2 separate regions of the Homo sapiens genome follow, and region 1 is linked to region 2. The links are chromatin loops, found by intact Hi-C in ENCODE. Cell type or tissue: ascending aorta. All regions are shown on one strand. Each heading gives the region's core, and the rest is flanking DNA. Links, peaks and the distances in the headings are about the cores only. Region 1 has its middle 84 kb from the start of GPAT3. Region 2 holds the start of GPAT3 (glycerol-3-phosphate acyltransferase 3).

Region 1 (12,721 bases), core at 3,248-11,247, 84 kb before region 2:
TCGCCTCCCCCTAAAAGAGGGACTGCAGCATTGCGGAATCTCTAACTACCAGTATCTATAAATCCCTTCATAATTCTGTTAGAGTTAATTTTCCCTTTTATGTTCAGATTTGAGAGTGGTGTGTTCTATGCCAGAATTAACCACTCTGCAACATTAAACAAATGTGTGTGTTAGCATTGAATATGGGGATTTCTTTTGGGCTATAGGGAGTAGAATCGGGTTTAAATTAGCAATAAGAGATATTGACAGCCTCAAATGCTCTGTTTTTCTCTATCTCACTCATAAATTGGGAAGGAGGACTTCTGGAAAGTCTTCCTCCAGTTCCTGTAAGTTTGCAATACTCTCCCTGGCTGTCTTTCCTGGCACTCACCAAAGAAAGTGTGCTATACAGCTCCTGGAAGAACCCATGCACTTCTGAGGCCTCTATTGTCTGGGCAGCACCCAACAGTGGCTTCTCTGCCTCAGACATGAGTGTAGCAGCAGGTGGGAAACTTCCAAAGGCTTCTGTGCACAATTGCCTATCTCAGCTAGTGTCCAGTTTAATTAAGTTAATATTTAATTTAGCCTAATAGACATTAGATTCAATAAGCATTCAACAAAGTCTGTTGTGAATATTTTATATTTAAATCATTAAAATTAGGTCCTACAATAGAGAGGAGAAGAATCTCTTAAAGTAACATATTTCTTGCTCTAAGGCTGTGTTTTAATGTTTGCTTCGCAGAGCCTCAGGGTTTGCATTAGAGACTATAAATAGAAGCAGAAGGATGAGGTCAGGAGTTCGAGACCAGCCTGGCCAACACGGTGAAATCCCATCTTTACTAAAAATACAAAATTAGCCAGGTATGGTGGCGGGCGCCTCTAATCCCAGCTACTCGGGAGGCTGAGGCAGGAGAATTGCTTAAACCTGGGAGGTTGCAGTGAGCAGAGATCATGCCACTGCACTCTTGCCTGGGCGACAGACCAAGATCCATCTCAAAAAAAGGAAAGAAAAGAGAAAAAAAAGAAACAGAAGGAGACCAAGGGAATTGGGCTCTGAGTCTTTGGAACTTCATCACTGATTCAATCAAAGCATTATGTAAGATTTCACTGAGGAAAAACTTCTCTAGATAAAAAAAGAAAATGTATGTGTGTGTGTGTGTACACACATGCAGACATAACACATATGTATGTATAGATATGCACACATATGTACTATACATATATGCTTATAAAACTCTTCATTTTAGGACTATTTCATTTGCAACTCACTATAGCTGTAAATTGAATTAACTAATTGCAAACCCAGTTTGCTCTAGCTGAAGTATGTGGAAAAGATTGGATTAACTATTATATCTGGAAAGTCAAAGGGTTTTCTGGCCTCAAGCATTGATGAATGAAGGGTATCAAGCTATATCAACAGGATGGATCTCTCTCTTTTTTCTCCACTTTCCTCTGTGCTGTCTTCATTCTCAGAAGGTACTTTCCTTGTGGCAGCAAAGATGACTCCCATGATCTCTGGATCTGCATAGTTCTTACTATTTGCAATCTAAGAACCTATCTCTTTGCGTCCTTATTGCTCTTTCAGAAGGTCTCTGCTTGACGCTCTTAGATAATGTGTCCACCCTTGAGTCAAAAGAAGTTCTCTAACCAGCCAGTGTGGGGGCATGTGCCGACCTCCATGGAAGGAGAAGATGCTTGCCCAGTAATATAACATATCAACAAAAGAAAAGAATACATGGAAGATAAAAGGTAACACCCCTTACATCACTGAAATAAGGTAGGACAACTTTGTTTCATGGTAATATCAGACCTCCATTTTCAAAATGAAATTTGACGGCATAGCCCAAAACATACTAACATTCTTTGTTTATTAAAGCCAAAATGAAATTCACTCAGTGTATTAGTTCTGCTCTCACACTGCTATGAAGAAATACCCAAGACTGGGTAATTTATAAAGGAAAGAGCTTTAATTGACTTACAGTTGTGCAGGCCTGGGGAAGCTTCAGGAAACTTATAATCATGGTGTAAGGGGAAGCATGGTGGCAGCTCCACAGGGTGGCAACAAGGAGAAGTACAGAGCAAAGTAGGGGGGAAGCCCTAATAAAATCATCAGATCTCGGCCAGGCTTGGTGGCTCATGCCTGTAATCCCAGCACTTTGGGAGGCTGGGGTCAGGAGTTGGAGAACACCCTGGCCAAAATGGTGAAACGCTGTCTCTACTAAAAATACAAAATTAGCCAGGTGTGGTGGCACACACCTGTAATCCCAGCTACTTGGGAGGCTGAGGCAGGAGAACCGCTTGAGCCCAGGAGCAGAGGTTGCAGTGAGATGAGATCACACCATTGCACTCCAGCCTGTGCAACAAGAGCAAAACTCTGTCTCAAAAAAAGATAATAAAATAAAATAAAAAATAAAACCATCAGATCTCATAAGAACTCACTAAACACGAGAACAGCATAGGGGTAACCATCCCCATGATTCAATTACCTCCCACTGTGTCCTTCCCATGACACATGGGGATTGTGTGAACTACAGTTCAGGATGAGATTTGGGTGGGGACACAGCCAGACCATATTATTCTATACCTGGCCCTCCCAAATCTTATGTCCTCACATTTCAAAACACAATCATGCCTTTCCAACAGTCCCTGAAAGTTTGAACTCATTCCAGCATTAACTCAAGAGTCTTAGTCCAAAGTCTCATCTGAGACAAGGCAAGTCCCTTCCACCTATGAGCCTGTAAAATTAAAAGCAAGTTAGTTACTTCCTAGATACAATGGGGGTACAGGCATTGGGTAAATACACCCATTCCAAATGGGAGACATTGGCCAAAACAAAGGGACTACAGACCCCATGCAAGTCCAAAATCCAACAAGGCAGTAATTAAATCTTAAAGCTTTAAAATAATCTCCGTTGACTCCATGTCTCACATCCAGGTCATGCTGATGCAAGAGATGGGTTCCCACAGCCTTGGGCAGCTCTGCCTCTGTGGCTTTGTAGGGTACAGCCCCCATCCTGGCTGCTTTCACAGGCTGTTTTTGAGTGCCTGTGCCTTTTCCAGGTGCAAGCTGTCAGTGGATCTACCATTCTGACTTCTGGAGGATGTGGACCTCTCCTCACAGCTCCACAAGGCAGTGCCCCAATGGGGACTTTGTGTGGGGGCTCCAAACTCACATTTCCCCTCCACACTGCCCTAGCAGAGGGCTCCACCCCTGCAGCAAACACCCCTGCAGCAAACTCCAGCCTGGACATCCAGGCATTTCCATACATCCTCTGAAATCGAGGCAGAGGTTCCCAAATCTCAACTCTTGACTTCTGCATACCCACAGGCCCAACACCACATGGAAGCTGCCAAGGACTGGGGCTTGCACCCTCTGAAGCCACAGCCTGAGATCTACCTTGATCCTTTTTAGCCACAGTTGGAGAGGCTGGACACAAGGCACCAAGTCCCTAGGTTGCACACCACAGAGGAGCCCTGGGCCCACCACATGAAATCATTTTCTCCTCCTAGATCTCTAGGCCTGTGATGGGAGGGGCTGCCAGGAAGGACTCTGACATGCCCTGGAGACATTTTCCCCATTGTCTTGGTGATAAACATTCAGCTCCTTGTTACTTATGCAAATTTCTGCAGTAGGCTTGAATTTATCCCCAGAAAATGGTTTTTTTCCTTCTATTGTATTGTCAGGCTGCAAATTTTCCAAACTTTTATGTTCTTGAACACTTTGCTGCTCAGAAATTTCTTCCACCAGATACACTAAATCATCTCTCTTAAGTTCAAAGTTCCACAGAACTCTAAGGCAGGGGCAAAACATGCCAGTCTGCCAGTCTCTTTGCTAAAGTATAACCAGAGTCACCTGTGCTCCAGCTCCCAAAACTTTCCTCATCTCCGTCTGAGATGACCTCAGCCCAGACTTTATTGTCCATATCACTATCAGCATTTTGGTTAAAGCCATTCAACAAGTTTCTAGGAAGTTCCAAACTTTCCCACATCTTCCTGTCTTCTGAGCCCTCCAAAATGTTCCAGCCTCTGCCTGTTACCCAGTTCCAGAGTTGCTTTTACATTTTCAGGTATCTTTATAGCAGCACCCCACTCCTGGTACCAAGTTACTGTATTAATTCCATTCTCATGCTTCTATGAAGAAATACCCAAGACTGGGTAATTTACAAAGGAAAAATATTTAATTGACTTACAGTCAATTACAGGGCTTGGGAGATTTCAGGAAACTTACAATCATGGCAAAGGGGAAGCAAACATGTTCTTCTTCACATGGCAGCAGCAAGGAGAAGTGCAGAGTAAAGGCGGATGGGAAAACCCCTTATAAAATTATCAGATCTCATGAGAACTCACTCATTAGCAAAAGAACAGCATGGAGGTAAATGCCCCCATGATTCAATTACCTCCCACTGGGTCTCTCCAACAACACATGGGCATTATAGGCACTACAGTTCAAGATGAGATTTGGGTAGGGACATAGCCAAACTATATCATTCAGGAAAGTGAACTGGTTATTAAAAGAGACTATGTCTTAAATATGCATGCTTATCTATGTGTAATTTAAAGAAACATGTACAATTGAAAGTAAAGGTTGAATAAAAGATATACTCTAACCACAAATCAAAAACAAAAATAAAAGCCATGCATGGTGCCTCCTACCTGCAATCTCAGCACTTTGGGAGGCTGAGGCAGGCATGGTGGCTCCCACCTGCAATCTCAGCACTTTGGGAGGCTGAGGCAGACAGATCACTTGAGCCCAGGAGTTCAAGACCAGCCTGGGCAACAGAGTGAGACCCCATCTCTACCAAAAATACAAAAATTAGCCAGGCATAGCAGCACATGCCTGTGGTCCCAATTACTCTGGAGGCTGAGGCAGGAGGATTACCTGAGCCCAAGAAGTTAAGGCTGCAAGTGAGCCAAGATAGTGCCAGTGCCCACTCCAGCCTGGGCAACAGCCAGTGGCATGATCTCTTTTTCCCCTTCCTTGAATACTTCAGTCCTAAAGCCATAGGTGGGCAGAGCAAGGTGGGCCTCCACACTGGTGATGGGAAGCACTGGTGGCCCAGAGCAGGGTCTGTGCATGGTGGAGCCTGTGCATGGTGAGACCATCCTCAGAGGAAGGCTGCCCAATGCAGGGCATTGGAACCCAAACAGGTGAGGTGACAGAGCCTGCATTAAGTGAGGAGGATATCTTCATTGGGACGGGACAGCCTGGTGTGGGGAGTCAAGCCTAGAGTGGTAATGGGAGGATCCACAGGAAGGAGTGGCCTCTCCTGTGCAGGGTAAGAAAGGCATTCATGGAAGGGAGTGGTCCTCCATAAAGTAGACACTAAGTGAGGTGAGGAAGGCATCTATATGGGGAGAGTGCAAAGCCATTGAGACTGGTTACAAATAAGTAAATATATCAAAGATAGGGAACAAGGCTCCTCACTGTTTGAGAGGGGACTTACAAATATAAAGAGGGAGAAAATTAAAATGAACCTGTAATATTGGATTGGAAATGGACAGTATGGGGGAAAACCACTCCCATGATTAGATTATCTCCCACCGGGTCCCTCCCACCACACATGGAAATTATGGGAGCTAGAATTCAAGATGAGATTTGGGTGGGGACACAGCAAAACCATATCAGATACTTGTGTAGTTTCAAAGTATCTCCCTCCAAATGACTCATTCACTAATGAAGGAGAAAAGAGTAAGTTTACCACGGAAAAGCCAGGCAGACACCACCTATTATGTGCTAAATTGTGTACCCAAAAAATTTGTATGTTGAGGTCCTAACTCCCAGTACCTCAAACTGTCACTGTTTGGAGATAGGGCCTTTAAGATGGTGATTAAGGTAGAATGAGGTCATATGCATGGGTCCTAATCCAATATGACTGGTGTTCTTGTAAAAAAAAGGAGATTAGGACACAGAAAACACACAGACTGGGGGACAACCATATGAGGACACAGCAAGAAGATGAAGTGAAAGGGAAAACCCTTTTTAAAACCATAAGATCTCATGAGACTTACTACCAATCCAATCACCTCCCACCAGGCCCCACCTCCAACACTGAGGATTACAACTGAATATGAGATTTGGGGTAGGGGACACAGCTCCAAACCATATCACCACCTTAATCAAGCACCCAGAGTACTGTGCTTCAGTCATGGGGCAAATCAAAAGTATGCACCTCCTAATAGGACACAATGAAAAGGGCACTGAGCATCAATCACTTCTTGTTTTTCCTGTCAAAGATGCATAACCTGAAACTAACCATGAGAAAACATCAGAAACATCAAATTAAAGGAGCTACTAAAAAAATGCCTGGCCTGTAATTCTCAAAATTGTTAAGGGCATGTAAGTCAAGGAAGAATTGAGGAATGATCACAAATTTGCCTGTTCTTTGGCAAATATTGATCAAGCTTATAGTGTGGTGGGGGTGTGTAAAACTAACAAATAATGTTCAAAAATAAGTACTAATGGGAAAAAAGCAGGATGGGAGATAGGGAGTGGCAGGAGCTACTCTATTAGGTGGGATGGCCAGGGAACTCCTGTGAGGAGGGGATATTTGGGCAGACAAATGAAGAAAAAGGAGCTTTGCAAATATCTAGGAGATCATTCCAAGCTGAAGTAGCAAGTGCCAAGGCCCTGAGCACAAAAATTCATAGTGGTTTCAAAAAAAGAACAAAAGGGCCAGAGTACTGCAGGAGTTTGAGCCAGGGAAAGCATGATAGAAATCAGGCTAGAAGACTGATCAGTGGTCAGATTGTTTCAAGGCTTCGAATACTGGGGTAAGGAATTTAATCTTTATCCTCTGTGTAATGGGAAGCCACTGAAGAGTTCTGATAGTGGGAGCAAAATGAGTCAATTTATGAGTTGAAATTATCACACTAGCTTCTATTTACCAAATAGACTATTTGGGGAACAAGAGAAGAGGCAGGGAGATCCATTAGAAGAGTTACTATAGCCCTGTAAGAAATGATGATGGCTTGGGCTAGGGAAGTGATGCTGGGGAAGTGGTAAATGGCTCCAAAATAAGAACATGGGGCATTTCGGAGTCAAAAAGGTCTGCGATTATAAACAACCCTCTCCTATTTGGTTTGGTTTTGTTTTGTTTTCTCAAGGGTATGGGAATTGGGAAGGACAGTATATGCACAGAACAAGGAATCACCTGCACGTTTCCTGACTTCACTGGAGAGCACTTAGTCATTCCTCAAGGCACACTCATGTCCTCCCTTCTACACACCCTTCCACCCAACATTTATCACCTCTCTACACTCCCACAGCACTTTGTTCCTGGGCTGGAAAACAGGGCCTCGCCACTTCCTCTTGTGGTTAGTGGTGTTTGTCTCTACTTCCAGATTTTTCTAAGCTCCTGAATGGCAAGTTCCTGCCTTGGGCAGCAAAGAACCTCAAGACTAACAGAGCCTGAATTATAGTATGTATTTTATAAAATATGTGTAAATGCCTAAAGAGGATAACTGTTAAACAGAAGCAGTTTCCAAAGAGAGCTTTTGGACCAAGGAATTTACTAGGTGAAGCTATGGTATTTCATTCATCATTCCATTGTTAACCAAAAATCTGGAGAACTGACTGGATAGAACAGGATTTCCAAAGTCATTTCTCTGCCTATCCTAAAAAAAATTCGGTTCTGCAGGAACAGTTTCAGAACCTGCCTTACAAATAACCAGCACTGAAAATTCCTTCCAGTTAGGACGTTTGACAGGTTCACTTGTGCTTAATTTAGCAACAGACATCAGGGCTGCCTGTATCAAAGAATGATTGCAATGAAAAACAGGCTTTGAACCAAGGTCAACCCCACAGGTGACTCAGCACATGAGCACTGTCACGTGTGCATTCCATAGATGTCAGCTCCACTCCCGGCTCCTAGTCACAGAGCTTGATTCCATTGACACTATACTTTAGTTGTAAAGGAAGTATACTTTTCTGTAAACTCTTTCAGAAGAGTGCTTAGGCATTTACTATCCCAAACTTACATGAAAAATGTTCAAAGGCACTCTAAATCCCCTATGATGTTTTCGTCCAAACATGTTTCTTGATTTTGTTTTTATTTTCCACCTGCTTCAGTGGATTTCCATAGCCCAGAGTTTTTGCCTTTGTCATTGTTGTGTCCTCAGACCTAGAACAGCATACGAATTGTAAGCACCAAATATAGGTGTTTTCCTTTATAAAGCTAGAGAAACAATGATTTGAAAACTTGCCCAACTCTAACCTGTGATCCCTAATTGACTTGTGTAATCAGCAAGGATATATCTTAACTAAGCCAAGACATACAATTGTCAAAGATTCTCAAAAAAGTTTAAATTCACCTATTTGTATAAGAAATATATATATTTCACCTTGAGAGGAGACTAACTGGTTCTGCTCTTTGAGCTATCCACTCCCTGATCACAGCTTTAGAGGGCAAACGGATTTGAAATGTTTTAGGTCACCAAGATAGAGTATACATTTTTTATTCTCAGAGTTTTCCAAGACATCTTTTCCGGACACAGAGCCAAGAGGCCAGCAAGTAGCCAGAATTACTATATGCGTCTCACAACAGCAGGGAGTGCTCATAGCAGGAATTTATGACCATGGAGGGCCATCAAAAGCCTTGATGGGATCCTCAGCCTAGGCTGTAACACGTGCAGCCTGAAAACTCACCACCCACCCACAATGCCAAGAACACCAATGACCTGGTGGCTTCTTTCAGCTGACTTCCTGCTGTCGGGTTTTTGTATTCTCCACCAACACCAAAATCTTCCAGTTTTCCCTGTGTTAGTCCAGATCTCCTATAAATCACTTTATCTTACAAAACCTTTCAGCATTTAATTTGCAAATGAACAGTAATGATTCTAAAGGAGAGGCTTTTCTCCTTATATTTAAATAATGGCTTTAACCTAGAGTAAAACACTCAGAGAAACTTCTTTTTAAATTTAAAGTTGTCTCCTTCTAGAACTTTTATTTTTTGCAACAAGAACTCACTCTCTTCCTATATGATAAAAGAAAATGATTTTGAATGCTTCTGTAACTAGCAAGAAAGTTAGGACTACTCAAGTCAGAGACTAAAGGAAGATCGATTCCCAGAGGAAAAAGCAGAGCAGAGAGCCCAGCAGTTGTCATTTACTTTGCAGGCATTGGCTGAACCAGGCAAACTCTAGCATTGGTTTCTAGAGCCTTAAGGGCCTAAGGGACAAAAAACAAAATTGAAGTCCTGCCCAAGATGGAAAGTCTAACTACAGTCTTCCTTTGAAGGTGAAATATCAAAGGACTATAACCTCTGTGTAACAGTAAAGTAGAAAGGGCCAGGTGCAGTGGCTCATGCCTGCAATCCCAGCACTTTGGGAGGCCGAGGCGGGCGGATCACCTGAGGTCAAGAGTTCGAGACCAGCCGGACCACATGGAGAAACCCCATCTCTACCCAAAAAAAATACAAAATTAGCCAGGCATGGTGGCGCACACCTGTAATCACAGCTACTCTGGAGGCTGAGGCAGGAGAATCGCTTGAACCCGGGAGGCAGAGGTTCCGGTAAGCCGAGATCACGCCATTGCACTCCAGCCTGGGCAACAAGAGCGAAACTCCATCTCAAAAAAAAAAAAAAAGAAAAGAAAAAAAAAAGAAATAATCCATCCTCCAATCTCAAATGTAAGCAAGGCAAATTGCTTGTGTCAAACCTTACTGATAAGTGAAAGGGAAAAATAACTTTCCCCTAAAGATTTAAAACTACTTGGCAATTAAAAAGAATGAATTACTTATAAATACAATGTGGATTTATCTAAAAATAGTACACAGATCATTCAAAACCACAATGGCTCACCTTTGGATTTACAGACTGAATTCTCACTATTTCCATAGCCCGATAACCTCAAGCCAACAATATAGTTTAAAGTAGTACCAGATTGATAGTGCCCTAGAGCTGGGGTGGGCAACCATATCAGATGAAGAAGCAGATAGTAAACATTTTAGGCTTTGTGGGCCATGCAGGTCACTATAGCAACTACTCAACTTTGCTTTTGTCATGCAAAAGCAGCTATAGGCAATATATAAACAAATGCTGTCTTGCAATAAAATTGTATTTACAAAAACAGACAGAGGGCAGGATTTGGCCTACAAGCTTTGGTTTGCTGATCCCTGCTCTCCAGGTCTAAGAGAGGATAAAATTCCAAAGATGATAATTATTAAAATTCTCTAAACACACAAAGACTCTATGAACAAGAAGCAGCAGAAAAGATAGACCCAGACCCTCAAAAGATATAAGATTTTGGAGTTGTTGGGAAAAACATAAAATCAATAAGCATAAGGTACTTCAAAACTATGTGAGAGTAATCACATTTGAAAAAGAATTAGATATAACTCTTACAAATGAGAAATAAGGCTGGGCGCAGTGGCTCATGCCTGTAATCCTAACACTTTGGGAGGCTGAAGCAGGCAGATCACCTGAGGTCAGGAGTTCGAGACCAGTCTGGTCAATATGGTGAAACCCTGTCTCTACTGAAAATACAAAAAAAAATAGCTGGGAGTGGTGGTGCATGCCTGTAATCCCAGCTACTCAGGAGGCTGAGGCAGGAGAATCGCTTGAACCCAGGAGGCAGAGATTGCAGTGAGCCAAGATTGTGCCACTGCACTCCAGCCTGGATGACAGACGGAGACTCAGTCTCATAAAAAAAACAAAGGGAAATAAAGGACATCAACAAAATGGTTAACTAGAGTTGCCTGGCACATATCCCTCCCAACAAAAAACAACCAAAACAACAAATAACAACTAACATTCAACTGTAGTGTCTGAGGGACAGCACTGGAGTGCAGAAAGGGACTGGTGAAATCCCTGTGGAGCACAGAAGCCCAGGATGTCAGCAAAAAGAGGGGAGCAAGGCACCCTGCCCCTGCCACCCCATCTCTCCCATTGAGATTGGCTCAGATCCAGGAGGGACTTCTCCATATGGGAAAAAGGTAAGCAGAAGGCCCCCACATGCCTGAACTGCCACTGCAGATTCCTGTAGTACTTACTATAGAAGAATCCCACAGTCCTCAAAAGCCCTTAGCCCAGTTTGCGGAGCTGCTTGGAATTAACATAGCTGCGTTACTCCAGAGTAGGAACACAAGGTGTGCACTCCCCACCCCAATCAACCCCAGTGAGCCAAGCTACTGCAGGACTGTGCCATCTTGAAACTGGAACCACTGCTAGAGTCCACCCTGCTCTGGGGTCCAGCAGCCACTGCATGTCTCCAGCCTTGAGTCTCTGCCATTATTTTACCAAGTCCACACAGGTGGCTGCAATACCACAACGCTGTCTGCTTGGAGCATGGGGCCAGGAACAGCCATGACTTCAGCATTGCACAGCAGGAAAGCCAACCCTTGGCTGGCTGAACTAAATAGTCCAATGGACCTTCCCCCAGAAAGTCCCCCTTCTTGGCACTCACTACCAAAGAAACAGCCTGACAAACCTGCCCCTGAGACAAGCCACCGAACTACTGCACATCCATGTCCCAGCTGGAGAAGCAACAAGGTGAACCCACCTCCAGCAGAAACATTCCTGGTGGACCCACTCCCAGGTCCACCAAGCATCTGTATCCCTGCACCCATGGCCAGCGAAACTGCATGGAAAATTCACCCCCAGCAAGCCAGTCACCAAACCAACCAACCCACTGCACACTTATGCCTCTGGCCAGAGAAAAAGCTCAATGGTCCCATCCCCGCAAAGATGCACCACTGCCACCATAGATTCTCACAGCCTAGGCCACTGAGGTACTCACAAAGATCATTAATGTGGATTATAGCCAAAGAATCTTAACAGGTTAACAGACTACACTACTGTGTCCACCCAGAACCAAGGCCAACTCAACTTACCCATTGACACCATATGACTCACCTACAGGAATGACTCTCCCTACCAAAGGTACTCCATAAAATTGGAAGAGGCAATTGTTTCAGCAGATACACAGGTATCAACATAGAGATACAAGAAAATGAAAATGCAAGGAAACATGACACTTCCAAAAGAACATAATAATTCTCCAATACCAGCTCCCCCACCAAAAACAATTTACAAGATGCCAAAAAAGAAATTCAAAATAATGAGTTTAAGAAAACTTGGTGAGATGCAAGAGGATACATATAGACAATTCAACAAAATCAGGAAAACACTTCGTGATCTGAATAGGAAATTTAACAAAGAGATAGATAGAATAAAAGAAACAAACAGAAATCTTGGAGCTTAAGAACTCAATGAATGAAATAAGAAATACAACCGAGACCTTCAACAAAAGACCAGAGCAAGCAGAAGAATTTCTAAACTTGAAGACAGGTCTTTTGATATGACCCAGGCAGACAACAACAAAAACAAAAGAATAAAACAGAATGAAGAAAGACTACAGGATTTACAGGGCATCATAAAGCAAAATAAAAATTCACATTATGAGAATTTCAAAAGGAGAAGTGTGTAAGTCCATTTCGCGTTGCTGTAAATAAATACCTGCGGCTGGGTCTTTTATAAAGAAAAGGGGTTTATTGCTGTACAAGAAGCATGATACCTGCATCTACTTTTGGTGACAACCTCAAGAAGCTTTTACTAATGGTGGAAGGCAAAGGGTGCCAGCATGTCACATGGTGAGAGAGGGAGCAAAAAAGCAATGGGAGGAGTGCCATGCCTTAAACAACCAGCTCTTGTATGAACTAATAGAGTAAGAACTCATCCATTACCATGGGAAGGGGACCAAGCCATCATTCATTACCATGGGAAGGGGACGAAGCCATTCATGAGGG
Region 2 (12,721 bases), core at 2,430-10,429:
AGTCTGTGGTACTTTGTTATGGCAGCTCCAGCAAACTAATACAGTGATATTCCTCAAATAGCATGATCTGCTCAAAAGCACTCCATGTTTTGGCACCAGACAAGTTTCAGAATGCATTCCATCTCCTGAAATGATAGCTCTAAAGGTCTACCCTGCATAACACAATTACTGTGTTAAGATAAGCAAATTTTAGGCCAGACACTGTGGCTCATGCCTATAATCACAATACTTTGGGAGGCCAAGGCAGGAAAATCCCTTGAGTCCAGGAGTTCGAACCAATCTGGGCATCAGGGTGAAACCTTGTCTCTACAAAAAAAAAAAAAAAAAAAAGGTTTTAAATTAGTTGGGCATGGTGGTACACGTCTGTGGGCCCAGCCACTCAGGAGGATTGCTTGAGCTCAGGAGGTCGAGGCTACAGTGAGCTGTCATCATGACACTGCACTCCAGGCTAGGTGACAGGGAGACCCTGCCTCAAAAAAAAAAAAGATATGCAAAGTTTAAGTTTAAGGTTGAAAAAGCAGACATTTAGTGCCTAAGGGAATTTGCACTAGAAAACCCTTTTCTTCTACAGGTTGATGCCCGGTGAAAGTAAAAACATGCCTGTGCCTTGCAGCTAGATAGATATAGATTTGAATTGCAATTCTGCCACTTCCTGGCTGTAATCATCTCAGACATCAGACAAGAGACTTTAACGTCTTGGGGCATCCATTTCATCATCTCTAAAACAGGGACAAAGCCAGGCATGGTGGTTCATGCCTGTAATCCCAGCACTTTAGGAAGCCAAGGCGGGCAGATCGCTTGAGGACAAGAGTCGGAGACCAGCCTGACCAACATAGTGAAACCCCATCTCTATTGAAAATACAAAAATTAGCCAGGCATGGTGGCTCCTGCCTGTAATCCCAGCTACTTAGGAGGCTGAGGCAGGAGAATCACTTGAATCCGGGAGGGGGAGGTTGCAGTGAGCCAAGATTGTGCCACTGCACTCCATCCAGCCTGGGTGACAGAGCGAGGCTCTGTCTCACAAAAAGAAATAAAATAAAATAAAAATAAAACAGGGACAATACCAAGGGTGGCCATAAAGGCCAAAAGAGATAATGTAGCTGCTGCCTACCACACAGTAGGCCACAAAGTAGCCTCCTCTTCCCTATATTCCATATTTTAGGCCTCTGCAATGGCCAGTTTTTTCCAGACTGTCCAGTGCTTCTCCCCATAAATAGCTATTTCTCTTTTACCATGCCAGCTTCTCTAGCCAATCAGATCCACCCAAATACAAAGACAGAATATCTCTTTCAGATGTTCTGAATCTCTTACAGGGGTATCTCAGAACATATCTGTCTCAAGGCATCACAAAAGAGGCAGCTCTGTCAGCGAAATGGTCCTAAAGTACAAAAGTGGCTTCTAACAACCCACATTCTCTGCCCCCCAAGGAAAGTTGAAAGATACTTATCAACCAAGTTCTCTTTCCACCTAATTTCCAAATCCTCTTGGAGGGAAAAAGGTAGCTGTCCAAAATTCACCAAAAAGAAATGGCTTTAAGTCTGATTTCTTTTTTTTTTTTTTTTTTTTTTAGATGGAGTCTTGCTCTGTCACCCAGGCTAGAGCGCAGTGGCGTGATCTTGGCTCACTGTAGCCTCTGCCTCCCGGGTTCAAGTGATTCTCAGCCTCAGCCTCCTGAGCAGCTGGGATTACAGGTGCACACCACCATGCTTGGCTAATTTTTGTATTTTTAGTAGAGATGGGGTTTTACCATGTTGGCTAGGCCGGTCTCAAATTCCTAATCTCAAGTGATCCACCTGCCTCGGCTTCCCAAAGTGCTGGGATTACAGGCGTGAGCCACCGCACCTGGCCAAGTTTTACTCTTCATAATTTGTATTCCTAAAACAATTTTCTCGACTATAAAGCTGTAATATTAACATACGTATCCAACAAATTATCATATATCCCTTGAAAATCACTGGCTTGGAGAATCACTAAACTTATTCCAAGCTAAGTATTCAAGGCTTATCCTCAAGTATCTTGCCATATCAGTGACTTACGCATACATCTAGAGATACCCAGCAATGCAGAAGAAAATAGAAGTAGGTGCTCAATAAATGATAATTACTTGAACCAGTGGGTTAAGAAGGAGTCAGAGAAGAGCATAAAGTTCAGTGAGTTAACAAGTAACAATTACCAAAATCAGCAATTTAGAGGGTACCCTACACACATTTCAACTTCTAGAATTTGAGTTTATTGTCATGAGAAAGTCACCCATTGACAGTAAAACTTGTCAAAGTAAACATATAATAGACAAAACTAAATGATCTTTTTAAATGGTACATAAATTATAAGCAAAGAAACTTGAGAAATATCCAATTATGATCAGAGCCCAAAGAATATTCTTGGGAATGAAATGTAAAGAAAAATACAACTAAATCAATTAAGAATTTACCAAGGAGTGATACAAGGGCTAGGCCTTGAATGCAATCTACAGAAAGGCAGGGTATTTGGCCAGCACTGAAGATGTTCTAATGCTAAACATCAGCATAATCCCTTAAGGAATTATTCCTATAGTTGAGAAAAGCAATCCACCGTATTAACCCCAGTCTAACAGAAATGTCTTTGAAACATCTAACACTGTTCTAGTTGAAGGATAGAGGATCCTGGGTTACTGTTCTCCTGCACCTAAAGCAGAAATCACTATGGGATCACAGCTCTCTTTCCTGATGAGCTCAGATGCTCCCAAACATAGGAGTTCCAGGCAGCCGCAACCAACAAATCAGAGCTGGCTCACACAATGAATCTGTATTCAAATTCCACATATATCAAGCATCTCTTTGACCTAATAACTTAGTCTCAGCAGACAGGGTGGGTTCCTGATGTGTCACCTACCTGGTTTCCAAGTTATCTGGTTTCTCCCACCAGAATTAGAAAACTGGCATTCTTGTCAGTTTGATTGACAAGGAGTTCAGCTCTGGAGTTATCCAGAAGGACAAAAATTAAAATCTCTGGCCTGTCAAACTGAAAGTCAGATCCTGGACTGGAGATCATCCTATCAGGTATAATAATTTGCCAGGCTGACAGCAACTAGCTGGCCTCCGTCCTTAGCTGACCTTGAGTTACTAAAGAAAAACAGACAGAAGTGAGCCCCTGGAAGCCAGTGGGTGTGATTTACCTTTACACCATTCTTACACAGGGTATAAATTCCAAAAGACATTGCTGTATGAGAGAGCAGTTCAATCATTTCAGAGTTCAGAGAAAGAGGGAACACCAGCTGAAGAGGATCATCTGCTATGGGAGAGGATTCTGAAGATCTCACATTAGGAAGCAGTCAAGAAATTCACAGCATAATGTGACCAAGCTCAGAATGTAAAGTCAATAAGAAGAGTTCAAAACTGAGAAATAGCTCCCAAGTAGAAACAGTAGAACTTTAAAAACATGAGCACTGAGGATGAAGAATCACATACAACTTCAAAGTCTAGGCAAAGAAATAGCCACAAACAAGAGTCTAGGGCAATACAGGAGGCTAGCAAGTACAAGACAATGTCCAGTGGGTTAGAGATGTATACCTGGGAGCCACCCAATTAGCTGAGAAAGAAGAGCAGATAAAGCCACGTCCTAAGGGCAGAGAGAAAACAGGTCACAAAAATGGGAACCAAACTTATTAGAAGGCACTGTGGAATGCCAGAATCTCAGTAATCATATTATTCTTTTAATAGCAACAAGCATTCATACAGTAGGTGCAGGCAGCCTTCTAAGGTGCTTGATACCTTTTAACTCATTTGAACAACCCTATGGAAATAGGAGTTATTGTTACTCCTATTTTATAGATACAGAAAATGAGGCACAAGAGTAGATGACCTCCCTAAGGTCACATTTTGAGAAACAGAGCTACAATTTTGGTACCAAATCTAAGCAAACCTGTATCCAGGGTCCCTAATCCTAACCACTAGGCTGCAGGGCCTCTTCTCAGTTGAGATGCCTGTTTCTGGCCAGGCGTGGGGCTCACACCTTTAATCCCAGCACTTTGGGAGGTGACGGCAGGAAGATTGCTTGAGGCCAGGAGTTCAAGACCAGCCTAGCCAAGATAGCAAGACCCTGTCTCTTATGTTAAATATACACACACACACACACACACACACACACACACACATATTATACATATAATTAAATTTTTTTTTAAAAAAAGACTCCTGCTTCTAACACTTAATTCAAAGAAACCACTGATCTCTGACTCTCAGTTTCCCTCTCTGTAAAAGGGGGTTGGCACTTGCCCTCCCTACCCTACCCAGCCTTTTGACACTTAATAAAACCCTAAGAGTAAGCTGCAGTTGTTCTCTACCAGGCCTACTTCCATCTAACATTTTTCTTTGCAGGATTTGGAAACAGGAGGGTAGGGAGACCTGAGGTCAAAGAATATATACCTTTTCAATGGCATTTCAAGTGCTGTTGGTTAGATAAAATTTCCATGACTCCACTAAAATAAAATAAGATTTCTTTCTGCCATCCAGCAATTGGTCTCTTATCTTGGGCATAAAGAAGAACATGATGCCTTTCTGAACTGGATGCCTTAGTACACAAAAGGACCTCTGAAACCTGGGGCTGTAAAAACAAGCGGGTGAAGCGGAAACTGCACTGCATAATGGATATAAGCAAATCCTCTGATACAAAAAGTTGGTCGCATTGTTGTTATTCTAATCAGTAAAATAATAACGATGCTCAGGGAGTGGAATGATTTTTTCGCCTTCGACCAGAGAAACAACAGAGTGGTCCAGTGGTTCCAGCCTAGATCCCTCCAGCTCCGCGAAAGAAGCCGAGATGCTGACTTTCGCACTGCTGCGGGCAAGGAACAGAAATGCACGCACGCATGCACACGCGCGCACACACACCCCTGACTCGCGACCACTGACCTTGAGAACTGGACCCCCGGGTTCTCAGCCCGCAGCGGTGTGGGGCTGGCTGCATCCCTCCCGGCACTCACCTCTAAAGTTTTCACTAGGATCTTCATGTAGATCTCGGAGATGCCCAGAGACACTCCGAAGACCGAAGGTAAAAGGATGAAGCCGAGAACCAGCGTCAGCCAGGTGGAAAGGATCTTCCCGGCCAGCTCTGCGCCCTCCATGACTCGGCGCACCCACTCAGGAGAGGTCCGCAGTGGAGGGCCGAGCGCCACAGCAGTCCCTGTCCCCAGGCAGTCCCGCGGGAGCTCCAGGAGCAGAGCGCCGAGCCCGGCACTCACCTCTGCGAAGGGAAGAGAGGAAGGAAAAAAACTTTCAGAATTACGGCAATATCCTTCCTTCCTCCCTGGGCTCCTCCTCGCCCCTGCCAGTTAACTCTTTCTCCGCTGGCTGCCCAGGTCTGGGCTGAAGCCACCGCGGCGTGCGGAGACCTGGGTAGCGCGAGCCAGTGGTCGGAGCTGCGGGTAAGCGGAGGCACACCGCGGCGCGGGCAGAGCGCGCGAGCGCAGCCAGGAACCCGCCCCGCCCGGTGCCTGATTTCCTCTGGGTGGCGATTGCGACAACTCAGCAGATGACTCACGGAGGCCCTCCCCGAGCCAGGTTCCCTGCGGGAGCACCGCACTTTGGCACACCGGTCGCCGGCGGAGCTGGCACCGGGCCGCGGGCTGTGCTGGAAGCTGGCTGCGCTCGGGCGCCCAGCGCCCTATTTCTGCGCGCTGCCCTCGCCCCACCTCCTCCGTCACCCAACGGGGGAGCTCCCTGGCAGTACTTAGCCCAGGAGTGCCGCAGCCTCCTGGGCGGTCTCCGTTCTTCCCCGCGCCCCGCCTCCCCCAGCACTCAGCAAAGGTCCTTTCAGGAGGAGAGTTTTCATCTGAAAAATGTCAATATTTTCTTCACCCGCAGAATGAACTGCTGACGTATCTGGGACGCTTGAGGTCTTGTTTGTGTGGGTGTAAAACGAACTCTTGGAAAGGGCTTCCAAGGACAGGAAAACGCAGAGCGCACCACGCAGCCGTGTACGCCGCTTCTGGCTTCCACACCTCCTTCCCCACATGGCCTACAGCTGTGGGGCTCAATCTTGCTTATCCCGAGAGTAGGAAGCTCTCTCCACGCGTTGCCTAGCCCACTGAGCCGCCATCTCCCTGGCACAGAAACCCTGCGGCTAAGTATCTGTCACTCCCTTTCTGGGGGAAGATTCCAACCACACCTTCCCCTACCATTCAGCCAATACTATCCGCGCTTAGGCGTAGCAGAAATGCCAGGCCGGCGCAAGCCTTCATTCACCAAGCTGACAGGTGTCTCCTGGGTGTTCAGGCTCCGCGCTTCTACCGCGCCAGCCCTTATCAGAGCAACGAAGGGCAAAACCCTGTATGTTATTTACTACATTGCTGTTCTCTTAGAGACCAGAACTATTTTTAAGAATGAGCAGAAGGGATTTTGAGAAGGGATTTTCCAGATTGCCGCTGAATTCGACCAAAATCTCTTACAGGTACTTTTCAGGTGTTGTTTCAAGCTGGAAAAAAACTGAGAGGGCCAGCAAACTGAATTGAAACAGCGCTGATAGCAAATATTGCAGAGAAAATGGTCCCTGCCCAGGGTGTGGAGGAAGTGGGGAGCCAACGAAGTGACAAGCCCCTCTGTAAAGAATGTAGATGTCTGCCTTAAGTACTTACTGCCAGGTAGCTGTCACAAGCCCCCTCCCACACTAAGAACGGAAAAAATTATAACTTGATGATTAAAACCAGGTTATGGACCGGGCGCGGTGGCTCACGCCTGTAATCCCAGCACTCTGGGAGGCGAGGCGGGCAGATCATCTGAGGTTAGGAGTTCAACACCAGCCTGGCCAACATGGCGAAACCCCCGTCTCTACTAAAAATACAAAAAAATTAGCCCCGCGTGGTGTCGCACGCCTGTAGTCCCAGCTACTCAGGAGGCTGAGGCAGGAGAATCACTTGAACCCGGGAGGAGGAGGTTGCAGTGAGCCGAGATCGTGCCACTGCACTGCAGCCTGGGAGACAGAGTGAGACTCAGTCTAAAAAAAAAAAAAAAGGGTTATGAATGAAGAAGTGTTAGGAGCTTGGTTTCTCAAAATTAAACCTCTGTAAGGTTGGCTAGTTTAGAAAAACACGGAAAACGCAACTACCGAAAGCTGCCCAAAGTCCTTGCTTTCAAACACTATATATATTGAGTGCAAAACTTCAAATATTATATTGGCATATTTAACACCATATGTTCAGGCAAAACTCTTATTTTCCTTTTATTTCCTCAAACCAAGATAACTAAGGAAGGCTAAATCCTTGTACCAAAGTTTACCCCACAAGGGAGATAATACACACAACTTTGCGTGTGCTGAGTGCACACACTCTCCAGTGATTTTTGGTGCTCATGAACAAACTCCACAAAATGGTTTTGGTTTGGTTTTGTTTTAACTGTTACGGAAGAATTATTCGTCCACAGCTGTATGGTGCAATGGTAATAAAATGGAATTTGGAGTCTTCGATTGAGAGCAGCACGAACACATATAAGTTTGAGCAAGTGCTTCTGTGCTTCACCTTTCTCATCAGGAAGATGGGTTCTTCTCAGGGTTGAAAGTGATTGTGAGCATGAAACTGCATGGTAAATGACAAAGCTCTATGCAGAGATCAGCAGGCAGCCTGGTGCAAGGGCAAAAACTCTTCATCTTTTTCTTGCCTAAAAGGCAGGAGAGCCAACACAGGCTCCCCAGGGTAACAAAGGCTCATCTTTGCAGTGATGGAGGAGGGTGAGGGAAGAGAAGAAATGTAGGGTGATCCTGACCCTGTCTCAAGTCGGGGAAAGTTGGTCCCGACTTGCCGCTCTCCTTGTCTCTCTTTCACTCTCCTCACCTCTCCTCCCTCCTCCATTCCTTGAGACTTAAACCTAGGTAGGAACCTACTTTCTCCGTCCCTGAAGTCAAGACCCCCTTTACTTACTGTATTTGTTTCCTAGGGATGCCTTCACAAATCACCACAAATTTAAGGACTTAACACAACAGAAATTGATTCTCTCAGTTCTGGAGACCAGAAGTGTGAAATCAAGGTGTCTGTCTGTAAGGTCACACTCCCTCCAAAAACTGTAGAGGAGAATCTTCCAGCTTCTGGTGGATCCCAGCATTCTTTGGTTTGTGGCAGCACACACATCTCTGCCTCAGTCTTCACATGACCTTCCTGTCTCTTCTTCCCATCTTTTCTTTTACAAAGACACATTATTCTGGATTTAGGGCCCACCCTCATCCAGGATGATCTAATCTTGAGATTCTTCCCTGAATTAAACTTAATCTGCAAAGACCCTTTTTCCAAATAAGGTCATATCCATAGTTAGGGGTGTTAGGACTTGGACATACCTTTTGGGGAAGGTGCAATTCAACCCGTTATAATTACCATCTCTGTAAAATGAGGATAATAACACCTACCTGCAGAGGTTGTTATTGGGATTGGAGAGTATGTATTAAATGGTAGTTGATAGTCAATGCTTAGTAATGAATTTATCCATAATCCTGTTTTTTTACCTATTAATCCAGGCATGTATATATATACATGCCTCCCCAAAAGATATGTCCAAGTCCTAACACCCGTAACTATGAATATATATACACACCTGTATATATATACACTTACACACCTGTGTGTATATGTACACATATATATACATACATATGTGTATATATGTGTATATATATGCATATATATACACATATGTATATATATGTGTGTATATATATATACACACAAACAGCTGATCTCTACATATATATGTATGTACAGGTGTGTATGTATATATATATACAGGAGTGTGTGTATATATACACATATACATATATACATATATAATACACACATATTATATATATTATATGTACACACGTATACTATATATACAGTATATACATACAGTATATATACATACATTGTATATATACTGTATGTATAGTATGTATGTATATATACACATATATAGTGTATATATAAGTGTGTATATACATATAGTATACTGTATATATATACATACTGTATATATGCAAAGCTCTATGCAGAGATCAGCAGGCAGCCTGGTGCAAGGGCAAAAACTCTCCATCTTTTTCTTGCCTTAATCTGCAAAGACCCTTTTTCCAAATAAGGTCATATCCATAGCGGGGAGATCACCTGCCTCGGCCTCCCAAAGTGCTAGGATTATAGGCTACGTGTATGTGTGTGTGTGTATACATATATATATATATATATATTTTTTTTTTTTTTCATGACAGCCTCAGGAGGTCCTGACGACATGTACCCTACTGCACTCCAGCCTGGGCAACAGAAGAAGACCCTGTATAAAAAGCAAAAAAAAAACCCATTGAGGTCCAGCTAAGTGTATGGATATCAAAGCAAAAATAATTGATTCCAAACAGCTGCCCTTACCTGTTAACTCATTGTGTTATTCAAGTCTTCTTCAAGCCTCTGCTTTTACAGCAATTGTGGCCAATGTGAACAGAATTTAGGCTAAAAAACTTTGAGCAGTTGTCAATATTGTCATGAATAGAAGCCTATGGCAAATAATACGTCATAGCTGAAGCCAAACAAAGACTATTCGTTCAATTTAAAAGGTATGGTAGAACTCAGAAGTCTGGGGGTGAAGCAGACTTTTGAAGTACTTTATTCAACAGACAAGTTGCATTGCTTATCTCCAGTATCTTTATAAAATCTTTCTTTTCTCTGGTTTTATTTCACACATTTCTTGAGCTTTCATTATATCCTGCCTTGGTTTGTGTATTAGATGAATTTTCCCACTGTGAACTCATTGCTTGATATCAGAAGCTACAGCATTCATCATACCTTTCTGCCTGTTATTCTACCCCTTTTCCACCTGCACAGAATTTCACTTCTTGACACACCCTTGTTTAAAGCCAGCAGCAACTTCTGTAAAAGAAAAACTTCAGCCAAATTAAATTTAAAGGAGTTTAATTGAGCAATGAACAATTCACGAATCGGGCAGCTCCCAGAATCACAGCAGATTCACAGAGACTCCAGGGGTGCCTCATGGTCAGAAACAATTTATAGACAAAAAAAGTAAAGTGATGTACAGGAACAGAACAGCTAGATTGGTTACAGGTTGGTGTTTGCCTTATTTGAACACAGTTTGAACACTCAGCAGTCTATGAGTGGTTAAAGTATGACTCCTGGGATTGGCCAACACTCAGCTATTGTTACAGGCACATACTCTTTTTTTTTTTTTTTTTTTTTTTTTTTAGAGACGGTGTCTTGCTCTGTTGCCCAGGGTGGAGTGCAGTGGCATGATCTCAGCTCACTGCAACCTCCGCCTCCCAGGTTCCAATGATTCTCCTGCCTCAGCCTCCCAGGTAGCTGGGATTACAGGCAGGCGCCACCACGCCCAGCTAATTTTTGTACTTTTGATAGAGACGGGGTTTCACCATGTTGGTCAGGCTGGTCTCAAACTCCTGACCTCAGGTGATCTGCCTGCCTTAGCCTCCCAAAGTGCTGGGGTTACAGGTGTGAGCCACCACGCTGGCCAGGTGCATACTCTTAAGTTAGGTTTTTCGATCTTGTCTGCCTATTAAGTTAGGTTGCAGTTCATCCACAAGGACTCAAATATAGAAGCACAGAGTCCTTCTCAGACCATATTTAGTTACTTTAACGCTCTCTAATAGCCAGAAGTTAAAGCTGAAATACTGAACATCTTAGGTTAGATCTGGAAGCATTCCACAGTCTGCATCCAACCCAATTTTCATCACATGCCAAAAAAAATCTTTCCCACCTTCTGTTTTATGCAGGGTTTCTTCTTCTCTGGGTCTTTGGTCACATCCCAGTGCTTCCCCCAGCGCACATACACACACACCTGTCTCCTGTTCTCATCCACATCCCTCACTTCACAGGTCAGGGATCCATCATGGAGATCCTACCAGTTGCTGAGTATGTCTATTCCAATTTTGCATTCCAGGACTGGGAAAATAACCACAGGATGGGTTCAAAGATTCACTGGGCCCAATATAAGATGGACCTGAGATAAAACTCCATTGATCACCTGCCCTACATAAGCTCCTAGTTTTACTTGTGAACCAGGATGACATGCTCCCACTTCCTTCACGTCATTCCCACACAATTCTCTAGATTTCTTTCAGCATACTTTGCAAAAAAATATGCAGTTCTTTGGCCAGGCACAGTGGCTCACCCCTGTAATCCCAGCACTTTGGGAGGCCGAGGTGGGTGGATCACCTGAGGTCAGGAGTTCGAGACCAGCCTGACCAACAGGAGTAACCCCGTCTCTACTAAAATACAAAAATTAGCCGGGCGTGGTGGCACATGCCTGTAGTCCCAGCTACTTGGGAGGCTGAGGCAGAGAATCACTTAAACCCAGAAGGCAGAGGTTGCAATGAGCCGAGATCACACCACTGCACTCCAGCCTGGGCAACAGAGCGAGAAACTGTCTCAAAAAAAAAAAAAAAAGCAGTTCTTTTGGAGTACAGTATACTTTCTCCTAGGACATATTTTGGAGTATAGTATACCTCACCTTTCATGACCTGCTAGGACTGGAGTCTAGTTCTAGTCTAGAACCAGACAGGAGTGATGGAGGCAGGTCCTGAGGAGAATGAGCAAGGCAAATGCCTCAGGGAAGGCCATGACACATTCTTCAGGCAAAGGAGGGCTAACTTCTTCAGGCAGTGGTGGAAAGCAGCTACAACTGGCAAAGGAGATGCATCAGAACTTAGGGATTCTGTAGCCTCAGCTTCATCAAGATCTGCCTTGTTCCCATACCAAATTCCAGGATCCTGTTCCTTCTCAGTCAAGGACTCACTTTTGTATTTAATTCAGCCCTTGGCAGATGGAGACTCGGGGGTTGGTTTTCAGAAATCTTTGCCATGTGGCTACAGGAGATGAGGGTTTATTTCAGGACAGACATAGAAGCGTTCAGGTTTTTTATGTGGAGTATGACCTGAGAATTTGAAGGCTTGAGCTCATCCTTTTCTTTTCCTACTACTCAGTGAAGTTAGGAACAATCAGCCAATCTTATTATATTCCGTAGTTTGACTAAAAGCAAATACTTGGACACCCAGAACCTTGCCTCCAGTAGATATTTTATTAGAAGTATCCAGTGGCCATGCCTTGCATATCTCTTACCATATCATAATGTGGACTACCAGTGCCCTCTTTACCACTGAAAATAGAGGCATTGGTGCCTTCAAAACTAACCAGATTAGAAAACCAACTCCAAAAACTCATTCTTATGATTCTGTTTCTCTATAACCACTTCCACTACCAAAATTTCTATCAGTCAAAATCTTTTTTTTTTTTTTTTTTTTTTTTTGAGATGGAATCTCACTTTGTCACCTAGGCTGGTATGCAGTGGCACGATGCCCACTCACTGCAACCTCCACCTCCCAGATTCAAACTATTCTCATGCCTCAGCCTCCCAAGTAGTTAGGATTACAGGCGCGTGCCACCACTCCCGGCTAATTTTTGTATTTTTAGTAGAGACGGGGTTTCACCATGTTGGCCAAGCTGGTCTCGAACTCCTGACTTCAAGTGATCCACCTGCCTCAGCCTCCCAAGTAGTTAGGATTACAGGCGCGTGCCACCACTGCCGGCTAATTTTTGTATTTTTAGTAGAGACGGGGTTTCACCATGTTGGCCAAGCTGGTCTCGAACTCCTGACTTCAAGTGATCCACCTGCCTCGGCCTCCCAAAGTGCTGGAATTACAGGTGTGAGCCACCATGCCTGGCCTCTATCAGTCAAAATCTTAATCAGAACAGAAGGAAATATGTATTAAGAGA

The links. A loop is a pair of places that touch in the nucleus more often than their neighbours do. Peaks named below come from ENCODE experiments on the same cell type or tissue, not always from the same donor. Only the 100,000 strongest peaks of a DNase experiment are listed, where the experiment ranks them.
Region 1: it touches region 2 in a loop (4-fold over the local background); 24 of 110 quality-filtered maps call a loop at or near these places.

The regions. Positions count from the first base shown.
Region 1 is chr4:83,613,695-83,626,415 of GRCh38, reverse strand. No RefSeq gene overlaps it. Among named protein-coding and RNA genes, the nearest start is that of GPAT3, 84 kb to the right of the region's middle. RefSeq lists enhancers at 7,646-7,940, 7,114-8,313. In ascending aorta, for the core only: no CTCF peak of the experiment used is centred there; a DNase peak (open chromatin) is centred at 7,795.
Region 2 is chr4:83,529,003-83,541,723 of GRCh38, reverse strand. It overlaps GPAT3 (glycerol-3-phosphate acyltransferase 3), which reads right to left and starts at 5,616. Exons shown (of 12, transcript NM_032717.5): 1 at 4,961-5,616. The coding sequence starts at 5,101. In ascending aorta, for the core only: no CTCF peak of the experiment used is centred there; DNase peaks (open chromatin) are centred at 5,513 and 6,093; H3K4me3 peaks cover 2,162 bases; H3K27ac peaks cover 1,339 bases.